2 separate regions of the Mus musculus genome follow, and region 2 is linked to region 1. A link is a loop called in an ENCODE intact Hi-C map of the cell type or tissue named here. Cell type or tissue: left cerebral cortex. All regions are shown on one strand. Each heading gives the region's core, and the rest is flanking DNA. Links, peaks and the distances in the headings are about the cores only.

Region 1 (5,495 bases), core at 257-5,256:
TTGGGGAAGGGGATACAACGTTCAGGGGCTGGGGAGATGGAGAGATGGACAAGCATTTGCTGCTCTTCCAGAGGATCAGGGCGCAGGTCCCAGCTCTAGAGGATGAACACCCTACTCTGACCTGCACACACGTTACCTGTTATGTGGACATATAAAACAGATGCAAAAAAAAAAAAAAAAAAACTCTCTCGTCACAGAGGCTGGCTAATTAAGCAAGCACTTTTAATAGTAGTAAGTATTCTAAAAATAAAATTAAACAACTCTTATTCATAGCAGCATCTAAAAGAGTACATTTCTATGATCTCTCCCTCATTGCTAAGATTTCCCACCGGTTGAGTCAAAGTGCCAATATGCCCCTCTCATGATATGAAGGTCTCCTTTCCTTCTGCTATGTACATCCTGTATCCTGTTATTTACAATAGTCCTTTTGAATTCTTTGAAGCCTCTTGGTGTCAGTTTCTCCCGGCTTTCTTTTTCCTCATAGCTCAAAAATGTTTAGGTATTTCAGGTAACACAGTACAACTACAGACTTGGGCCTTTCTGGGTCTCTTTATTTTTAACTGGCCTGTTCCTTCTGGAATCTGTTCGCTATGGTGCAAGTGTCTGTTCCACTAGTATCCTCTTGTCCTTTAGCTTGGCTCCCTGGGAAACTGCTGTGTCTGCATAGCTGTTTCAGTGTCTTGGAAAGTTGGTTCTGAACTGTCTAGCCTGCTCGTCAGTCTGAGTACGGGTCAGACAAGGGATGTCTAAGGCCCAGCCAGTGTTGTCTTTTGTTTTGTTTATGAAATGGGGTCTGGATCACGTTGGCCTCCAATCTGTGATCCTCCAGCATCTGCCTCCAAGTGCTACAATTACTGGGATAATTATCTTAGCCAATTTGTCGATCCACCTTGGCCATTCCTTCCTGCCGGCCCTCATCCACACATGCGGTTGTAATAAACCAAGATGTGTGAAAAGATTATCCCTGCTTGTTTCCCCCCACCCCCCGTTTCCTCTGGCTACTTGCTCCACTTCCAGCTCCTTCCCCACTCCTCCAAGTGGCACTAACCTTCAGGCCATCTTTATGTGAGTTTTCCTTTTAGTTTTTCCTACCAAGTCCTCTGCTATTGGTTAGCAACTGGCTTTAACTTATTGTCCTACACTGAGCTAGACCTTGTGTAGGTCATGCCAGGAGCACCTACCAAGAAGCTGCAAAATTCCACTACTGACTTTTTAAACAGTTTCCTAAGATAAATCCTCCTGAGTATTTGTCTTTTATTTAATTCTAGAGCTCAAATGGTTGGACAGGTTTGGTTTTCCTTGGAAAAGACTCATTTGTCATGCAACCATGGCCCCTCTCCGATATTTTTATGCTCATTCTCCTGATTTTATAGATGAGAAAATAAAGATTTGAGGAAACTAAGTCATCTGTGTGACTTTTTTTAAAAGTTTAAAATGTTTTTACATTCCATTGTTTGTGTACATAGAAAAGTGTATGTATGCACATGCTCACTGTGTGTGCACAAATGTATAAAAATATACACAAGACTGTGTGTGTACATGCGGAAGAGTGAGAGTGTGTGTGTGTGTGTGTCACCTGTGGAGGCAGGACAGCCTGCAGGAGTGCTTTATCTCCTTTCATCATGTTGGTTCCTATAACTGAACTCAGGTCATCAGCTCACTGGTAAGCGCCTTTCCAGGCTGAGCTATCTCAGTGACTGCACAGTTTTAAAGGACTCATTTGTTCTCTGCATGTCCAAGGTGCCGAGCTGAAACAAGTCTGGACCAGTACTTCTCCAGTTTTCTCTCCGGTCAAGGTAAATGGCACTTCTGACCCACACATCACTGACACCATCCACATGGATCTAGGTTAGTTTTGCTTACTCACTTCGAAAAGGAATTGAATATGTAGGTGGTAGATAAGAGGGAGGATACCCCAGAAGGTTGGCCAACTTTGGAACTGACTATGCTAATCTGAAGTAGTTCTTAAATACCCCTTCTCTCCAGCATCTTATACAACCTGAAGCGCCAAGACTCAAGGTAACAACCCTACTCTGACAGCTTTCACTACAAAACAACTGACATAATTCTTAAGTAAACACACAGCACTTTTCGGTATTGTAATTAGCTTAAGACCACATAGCCCACTTAGAAAGGAAATGAGGTAAACCTACCTTCCTAAAACTTTCCAGGCTTTCTACCAAGCAAACTTCCCTCCGGAAACTACCTTGACCATTAACCCAGCCCAACTGAAACAAACCTACCAAAATGAAGACTTCCTATCTACTGACATATCAGAGTGGAAAAGACTTGTAGAGAAGGCTTTCTAATGGTGATGTCAGACAAGTTCTCCCCTTTACTACATTTTGGAAGGAAACAGGCTTACTCACTGAGAGCAAGGTAACAATCTAAACATTATGCTCCTATTGAATGTTTAGCTCAAGGTGACCATTATTGCAAAGGGAAAATAAGTAAGGAAACTGTTACCCAATGGCTGATCATATAAAAATCTAGCGGCAGTTTCAGTATGTAACACTGCTTCAAGTTGTAAAAGCAACAAGTAGCAAAATCTGAGGCTAGTTTATTTGATTCAGAACAATGCAGTAACCAGAGACCTAACAGGTTTATTAAGTACTTGGGAAAACTGCTATTCCCAGAGCTGACCTTTGAAGAGCCACTCTCTGCTTCTCAGATTTCTTATAAAGACCACACACCAGTTGTAAATCAGCTTCTGAACCAATGGTTTGCAAGTTTTCCGGAGCAAGCAAACAACTTCCCCCATTCAGGAAGACCTTTCCTCAACTCCCTGAGAGAGGATTCAAGTCCTCGGGACAGTACACTCAAAAGATGTCTACAGAGGAACACACTGACCAAGGCCTGCCATTCACTCGGTCAGTGTCTGGTCGTGGTAAATGCTTACTATAAGTTATTGCCACTAGACTAGCATCCATCAAACTTTTAAACTTTCCAAACACCAGTATGCAAAGTGGTTGCCCACTGTATACAACTTGCTCAAGAAATGCGTGTATATTCCACAGAATCTAGTATAGTATCTATATTGGGGGGTTTGCCAATGCAATGCATGAACCCCGAGTTGTAGGACCTAAGCTACTTCGAGGCATTCAGCAGCCTCCAAGTTTTCCTACTTCAACACCAGGCTGAAAGCTCAGGCCCCACTGGCTTCCCAGTCTCCCCTTCCGGCGTCCCCCGGCTGTCAGGGAACCCCCCCCCCTCCTCTGCACACAGGGGGAGGAGAGAGAAAGCCTCGGAGGCGGGGGAGCCGGGTTAGGGGGGCGGGGGGGGGGGAGTGAGCATCCCTGCGCCTCCTCGCCCAGACCCACCTTAAGCAGGATGGACGGCGGCAGTTGGTTGATGTCTGGGATCTCGGGGGGCGGCTCCCTGTGACAGTCGCAGGGGTTTTCGGGGGGCTCCTGACAGTCCGCGTCGCCGCTCTCGGGCTGCTGCTGGGCAGACGAGGGGGCGGTGCCCCCGGCTCGGACTGTGTCCCCGGCGGCGGCCACGATGGGGGCACACTCTGAGGCGGGAGAGGCGGGCGCGGGGCAGAGCGGCGGCGGGGGCTGCTCCGGGGCCTGGCAGCAGCCGGCATCGGGCGGCCGCGGCGGCGAGGCACCTCCTCCCGCGGGCCCTCCCCCGCCGCCGCCGCCCCCGCCGCAGCCCCCGCAGCCGCAACGGGGCTGCTTGCAGGGGGTGCAGGCGGGGACCCCGGCCCCTTTCCGCTTGCAAACCATCTCGAGGGCCGTGGCGGGCTCGGCCTGCGGCGGCGGCGCCGGCGGTGCCCGGAAGAGCTGCACGGCGGCCAGCGGTCCCAGGAAGCGCACGGGCCCCACGCCGGCCAGGAAGAGGCTCCGGCCCTGCTGCTCCCAGGCGGCGGCGGCGGCCAGCCCCAGCTCCTTGCAGCAGGACGCGGGCGACGAGGCAGCGGCGGCGGCGGCGGCGGCCGAGGACAGCAGGAAGCGGCGTGCGGCGGCGGCGCAGTCCTCGGCGGCCAGGGCCGCGTAGCGCCGCGCCAAGTGCTGCGAGGAGACGGCGGCGTAGGCCCCGTCCCGCGGCGGCGGCGGCGGTGGCGAGAGCGGCGGCTCCTCCTCTAGGCCGGCGGAGGCGGGCGCGCCGGGGCTGTGCACGATGAAGCAGAGCATGCAGGGCCCGCGGAAGAAGCAGTCCCGGCTCCGGGGCGCCGCGGGCTGCGGGGACGCCTTGGCCAGAGCCCGGCGGGGCAGTCTGAGGAGAGGGCGCCGGCGGCGACACCAGCTGCAGCAGCGAGGCCTCTTCTGGCTCGGGCGGTTACGCGGCTCCTTCGAGAGAAGGTGGCCCATATAGAAGGCCCCGAGGAGGGCGACCGGGACGGGGCGGGAGAGGGAGGCCCGAGGGGCGGGCTCCGGCGGCGGGGCAGGCCGCTGGCTGGGTCGCCCGCGCCGCGCACCCGGCACACGCGACGGCGGGGGTGGGCGTCAGCTGCGGGCCGCCCGGGTGCCCGACGCGGGCTACATGCTTTGCCCCCCGGGGAGCCGGGAGGAGGACGGGCGCGAGCTGTGGGGACGCGAGGGAGGGAAGCGAGTCTGCCGGCCAGGCCAGCCGGTTCAGTCAGTCAGCGCCGCGGCGGGGGCAGCGCGGGCCCGACTCGGACCATTTTAACTGCGGCTGGGCCGGCGGCGCGCGAGCCCGCGACACGGCCCGTCGCCGCGGGAGCGCGCCGCCCGCTCCGGGAGGGGGCGGAGCCGCCCGCGGGGGCGCGCGGGTCTCACCCAGGGGCGGGAGCGCCGCCGGGGGAGAAGCGGGGACCTCGGGGCTGCGCGCTGACGGGGCCGCGCACTCCCTCCGGCTGCACACGGAGGTGGCCTGGACGCCTCCGGGCTCACGCCCCTCTCCCGAAGCGGATGGAGACGCTTCCGAGCCAGCTGGGTGACATCCGTTTCCACGGCCGCGCTGACGTCTGGAGGTGTAAGTTCAAGAGCTGCCATTGGCCAGGCTCAGCTTGGCTCTTCCCCTTCACTTCCCACCCCACCATCGCCCTGACTCGGAAACTGAGGCCAATTGAGAACGGAAGAACCAGTTCCACCTGAGAGGCCTGAGCCCTTGGGTGATGGGTGACAGTCCAGTAAGGATCCGTTAGCTAGGTGACTACACTGATTCTACTCCTGTGTCTAGGCACCTGTTGCATACTGCTGCCTTTGCACACAATTGCGGGCTGAAAACATGTATCACGCTGAAAACAGGTATACACGCTGGAAAAAACACTCCAACATTCCAGGCTCCAAGCTCAATGTTACTGTTGTTTGACACCTTGAAATCCAGTCTGTCCACTCTGTGAATATTAGTGTGGTGCCCTTAGGACAGACTTTGGTGGCTAAGGTGGGGAACTAAAACATGCAAGTTGATCAGACTTCAGAAGTCTTAAGTTACAGTGATGACACAGGTTCTCGGATGGGGAGAGGTCAGCTTTCACAGGGGAGAAGGTAGGGAAAGTTAGTTGTCTTAGTCTCTTCTGCTGCTATAAC
Region 2 (5,495 bases), core at 262-5,261, 830 kb after region 1:
CTCTTACAGAATGGGAATGAACTTAGTATGATAAACTGTACCATTTGCTGTCAACTTAGTTGGAAACAGAGAAAACACTCAGGGAAAAAAACTGACTTTAAGAAACTAAATTTCTCAATGCAAAGTTTACTAGTCAAGAAGCTACAACAAAATTGCATTGAAGGGTGAAAATACTGTTTTTTTATAGCAAACAATCTCCATTTCTAATTAACAGTATACAAAGTTCTAGTTGAAAGGTTAGGTGTCAACTCAGGTAACGTTTTCTCTTGAGCTTCATTTTATGTATCCTTGTGTGTATACAGAGTCTCTTCACGGGACCTGGAGCTCACTGATAGGGTAGAGTAGATGGCTAGCCAACCCTGGGTGGCCATCTGCCTCTGCTCTAGCTGTTTCTATCCTTCAGTGCAGGAATCACAAGCACATGGCCACATGAGGCTAGTTTTTACGTGGGTGCTAGGGACTGGAGCACAGGCCTCCTGCTTGAGAAACAAGCACTTTTTACTACACTAAGCCATCTTGCCAAGAGCCAAAGTGATGCTTAAAGAGAGCTCAGGAGTTCACGTTCCTGATTTCAAGAATTATTACAAAGTAAATGCCACTATAATCTAGTATTTTCAAAATTTCAGGCATAGAGATCAAGGGGACAGTCCAGAAACACATCACATTTGTGGTCTTAGTATACTAACTTTTAACTGAATAAGAAAAGGAATGTTCTTGACAAATGGAACTAGAACGACATAGCCAATGGATAAGAAAACAAGCCTTAAACCTTTTCTCACATCATAAAACAAAAATATAACTCAGAATATGTAACGCATCGTGATGTAAAAGCCAAAACTATTAAATACATAGCCAAAAACATGAGGAAACTTGTACAGCTTTGCAATTGGTAAAGAATCCTCAGAGCACAGAAGCACAGGAAAAAGAAAAGGGGAAAAAAAAGAAGCTCATTAGCCAAATTAATTCCCATTAAAAGCTCTTTTTAAGGAATTATTTGTGTTGCCACATGAGTGAAGGTACCTGTGGAGCCAGAAGACAACATTAGATTCCATGGAGCTAGAGTTACAGGCATTTGTGAGCAGACCAATGTGGGTGCTGAGAACTGAAACTGGGTCCTCTGGAAGAGCAGCAGGTGCTCTTACCTGCAGAGCCATCTCTTCAGCTCCTCCTCTTGTTTATAGTTTGGAAATAAAGAAAACATAAAAACCTTCATATTGAAATGTGTGTTTCATGTCTGTCAGTGTAGCCATATAAACAACATATTTAAAAAGCTTTAAAATTCATTAGGATAACCTGAGTTTTAAAATGGCTGAAAGATCTGAAGAAAGCATTTACAAATGAAGACACAGACCAGCTTATCAGCATCATGAGTCATCCAGTAAATATAAGTTAAAATTCACTGCGTCCCAGGAATGATCCCAGAAGCCAGAAGCCTGAGGCAGGAGGATTAAGAGTTCAAGGCTAGCTTGAACTACATAGTTTGAGTTCATTACAGCCTCAGCTACAAAACAGATTTCTTTTCGAAAAGACCAAGATAACAAACATGTGAACAAAAAATAAAAGCCAGTGTGATATAGTAAAACTACTATACATATACTAGAAGGGTGTAAGGGTGTGGGTAAGGCAAACTGCTGTGTGTCACTGGCAGACAAGGAACATGAGACAATGATTAAACATTCATTTTCTATATAAGTCAATAAATACTACATCTAGAGATTTTCCAGGTTAAAAAATGTTTCAATTCACATAAGAACTCAGAATAAATGTTCACAGCACCTTTATTAATAACAACCCCAAATCAGCAACAACCCAAATACATTGATTAAATGACTAAAACAGTAGTAAATCAACAACTATCATGAACTACTTCACAAAAAACAGAAGCTAGTTTTACACACACACACACACACACACACACAAATGGTCTTCAAAAGCATGATGCTGGGAAATAGCAGATACAAAAGAAATAATTACATTTATATGAAATAGTAGACCAAGGGAAAACAATGTATACTGTGAGAAAGGTAAGTGGTTTCCCGGGGCTCAGGGTCAAAGTCTGGTTGACCTCAAAGGAATAGAAGTTTTCAGAGAGGTGAAAATATTGTCCTATGTTATATATTATATGTACACACACACACACACACACACAATGTGTGTGCATATATATATATATAGAGAGAGAGAGACATAAAAGTATACTTTTATGAAAACACAATGAGATGTACATCTTAAGTAAGTACATTTCATTAATTCTAATTTACTCTCTAATTTAAAAAAGTTGACTTTTTGAAAAGATAATCTCTTTTAAGGAACTAGTATATAAGAACCACTAGTGACACCCAAATGGAACCATATATATAGTTGAAAAGATGTCAAAAAATAAAAAAAGAAAGAAGGAAAAGAAAAAAAACTTAACCTCCACTACTTTTTTATAAATATTAAGAATGACAGCAAGAGGAGCCAGAGAGGCAGCAGGTAGGTCAGGGTGCTTGCCACAAAGCCTGACACTATGCAATCCTGAAGCCCATGACAGAAGAACCAACTCCCATACGTTGTCCTTTCATCTCCATAAGCATGCTGTAACAACACACATGTGCACACACACGCTCAGTAAATGTTTTTAAAAATAAGAACAAAAACATTATCTGGGCAAGCTAAAAACAGAAGGGCATATTTTAACCTAATATTGACTATTAAAAAGCTTTGTGAAAAATCATATTTAATGCTAACCTCAGAAGCATTTACCTTAAAGAAAAAGTGACATATTTTAACTATTAGCCCTAGTCTTAGTAGCATTAGCCCTACTACTCAACAATATGTAGCACCTAAGGGGCAATGCAATGTCAGAATGTCATAAAAACTGGAAAGGAAACCAAAAAAATACTTTCAGATAATTGTCAAGTAAATACAAATATTAGCTCCATGAAAAACGGGGGGGGGGGGGGGTGGCAAGGATCAAAAGCTTTTTTTTATTGCCAGAGACAGGAAAACAAAGTTACCTTAAAGTTTTCATCTACTACAGCAATACAACTATAAAGGAGCTGGGAATATTGAAAAGGAATGATATATATGAGGGGTAACTAAAGCTTTAATATAAAGCAAGATGTGAATAAAATGGTGAGAACAGTTTGGGGAGGGGCTTAAGACTGTAAAACAGTTCTAAGAATTTATGTGTAATCTTATTCAAAATAGGGTTTTTAAATTTTAACTCACAAGTGGTCTGAAGACCACCTAGAAGAAACACTCAGGAAATAGTAATAATATCTTTAAAAAGAGTAATAATAAGGGTTAGATGGCTGTCAGATTTAAATACTCATACCCTTTACTTCTGCAACTGTACGTCTGGATCTGTGCTCCAGAAATGATCACACAGGTTTTTCCCCCTTATTAAAACAGTGTCTGAGTCTTGGGATAGAGGCAATATACTAGAAGGCAAAGTGGGGGCTGCTCTTTTTACATTACAGTCTTCCACACCGTGAAATGTTCTAAAATAAACGATTCAGAGCTTACAGTTCAGCATCAATCAATCAATACGTGAGTTAGTTACCTTTAGTATAAAGCATAACTTTCAACTGCAAGCACTGAAACGGCTTTCAGTAGGAATACTTAATTAAAGTCCATCAAATTAAAGAAATAGGATGTACCCTTAGATAGAAAAAGTATTAGGGAGGCCTACATAAAACGGGAGTCTATGTCCAAGATATATAATTAGAAGAAGCAAGCTTTACACAAATGTGCTCAGCATAGCCCTCACCCCCATCCCTGAAGGAGACAACTCTGCATGTGTGTGTATCTTTCAAGATGCGTTTGTGAAAGCACTTGGAAAGATGACCACCAAACCGAAATACTGGTGGGGCACTGAAGGATGAAAATAGTCACATATTAGTATTTATTTAATACTTCTCTCTTTATACTGCTGAATTTTACACGGAGGGTGCATGTCTGTAATAGAAGAATAAAATTATTTCATATAAAAAGACATGAAATCCAGAAGACAATCACAAACATGTTACGTTTATTTCTGTTATTTTTTTACGTTCCTGTATACACTCATCAAATGACCTGTTAAGTCTTCAGCAATGACTGCCATCTTAAAAGAAATAATAGCAAATATTTCGTGATAAAAATAGAGTAAGGCCTCTTTAAAAAAAAAAAAAAGAATCGTATACTTGACAGAATGAGGATCGTCAAAGCAGTTGTCTATGTAGACATACAATTTTTTTTTTTGTTTTATTTTATTCAACTTGGTCTGGGCAGCTTTCAACTCACCATTTTTAATGTGCGCAAAAAATGATAAACCTGGAGGCATCTTGGGGTGGGGGTGGAGGTGCGGGTGGGGGCGGGGAGGGGAGCCCTGAAGGTGCCTCTGACAGGCGTGCTGGGGCCTAACGCTGACCAAGAAGACGGTAGGCCACTGGCACTGCCTGACAGGGTGCCTGGGCCTCGGTGACAATCGGGGAGGACGCAAATCCGGGAGGCAGGGATGGAAGGCGTGCCGTGCCGGGCCGGGCAGGGGCCCCGCAGGCCTAGTGCGCCACGGTCCTCCGCGGCGGGCCTGAGGGTGGGCGGCACTGGCGGGCCGCGAGGGGCAAGGCGCCGGGTCCTTGACCAGGGCACCAAGGACAGCAGACAGCCGGCGGGAGCGAGCGGGCGGCGGGCGCGGCGGCTCGGGCTAGAGCGCGGCCCCGGGCGGGATGGCCGGAGGCCTCTCAGTCGCCAACCCCACCCACCATGGCCGGCCACGGCTCGGTCCGTTCCTCGGAGACCCCCGAAGCCGAGGCGCCTGGGCAGCGGCTCCCTCACCCAGATCCGCTCTGACAGAATCAGCCAGAATGGAGAGAGAAAAAAATAAAAATTGCCCTCACCGAGATGTGCAGCGGCTCCAGAGCGAGAACAGCGCTCGATCCTCCACCCGCCACCACCGCCTTCTTCTCCGCCTCCGACTCCTCCCCCGCCGAACGCGCAGCGGCTGCAGCGGCGGCGGCGGCGGCGGCGGCGGAAGCAGAGGTGGTGACGGCGGCGGCGGCGGCGGCGCGTCCCGCCCCTTGCGCTGCGAAGGAGGCGGAGGAAGGGAGCGCTTTAGCCCCGCCCCCTGAGGGCGCAGCCAATAGACTTCACGGCCCTCTGCAGGGGGAAAAGCACGCATCCAATCGCAGTCCTAGAAGTAGGCCTACGTCATGGTTGGACGTGGCAGAAAAAGGGAAAATAACTGGGGCTGTCTCTCTGCCTGGCGCCTGCAAGCTCTCTCCCAGGCCCTTCGCGGATTGGCCGAGGAGAGTGGAGACGCGCTTGGCTCCGCCCCCTCTCTGGCCCTGCGCCCGCCCCTGCAGCACTGCGACGTTTGGGCGGGGGCGGGGCGCCGAGGCCCGATCCACTGTCAGGCCTTTTGTGGTTTGGCTGGGAGAAAAGGGCGGGGTCTCCCGAAGGGAAGGGGGTGTGGAGAGCTGAGCGCAGGACTGGCGCAGTTACACTTCTCCCTCCATTCCCGCATGCCC

The links. Hi-C counts contacts between places; a loop is a spot of excess contacts. Peaks named below come from ENCODE experiments on the same cell type or tissue, not always from the same donor. Only the 100,000 strongest peaks of a DNase experiment are listed, where the experiment ranks them.
Region 2: a loop joins it to region 1, with 5 times the contacts of the local background. A loop is called at or near these places in 4 of 42 quality-filtered maps.

The regions. Positions count from the first base shown.
Region 1 is chr17:63,495,705-63,501,199 of GRCm38, forward strand. Fbxl17 (F-box and leucine-rich repeat protein 17) reads right to left here and starts at 4,876. Exons shown (of 9, transcript NM_015794.1): 1 at 3,321-4,876. The coding sequence starts at 4,313. In left cerebral cortex, for the core only: no CTCF peak of the experiment used is centred there; DNase peaks (open chromatin) are centred at 3,159, 3,442, 4,208 and 4,894; H3K4me3 peaks cover 3,175 bases; H3K27ac peaks cover 2,185 bases.
Region 2 is chr17:64,326,931-64,332,425 of GRCm38, forward strand. Pja2 (praja ring finger ubiquitin ligase 2) reads right to left here and starts at 4,953. Exons shown (of 10, transcript NM_001025309.1): 1 at 4,866-4,953. In left cerebral cortex, for the core only: CTCF peaks have their summits at 2,473 and 5,105; DNase peaks (open chromatin) are centred at 3,782, 4,490 and 5,233; H3K4me3 peaks cover 2,278 bases; H3K27ac peaks cover 1,290 bases.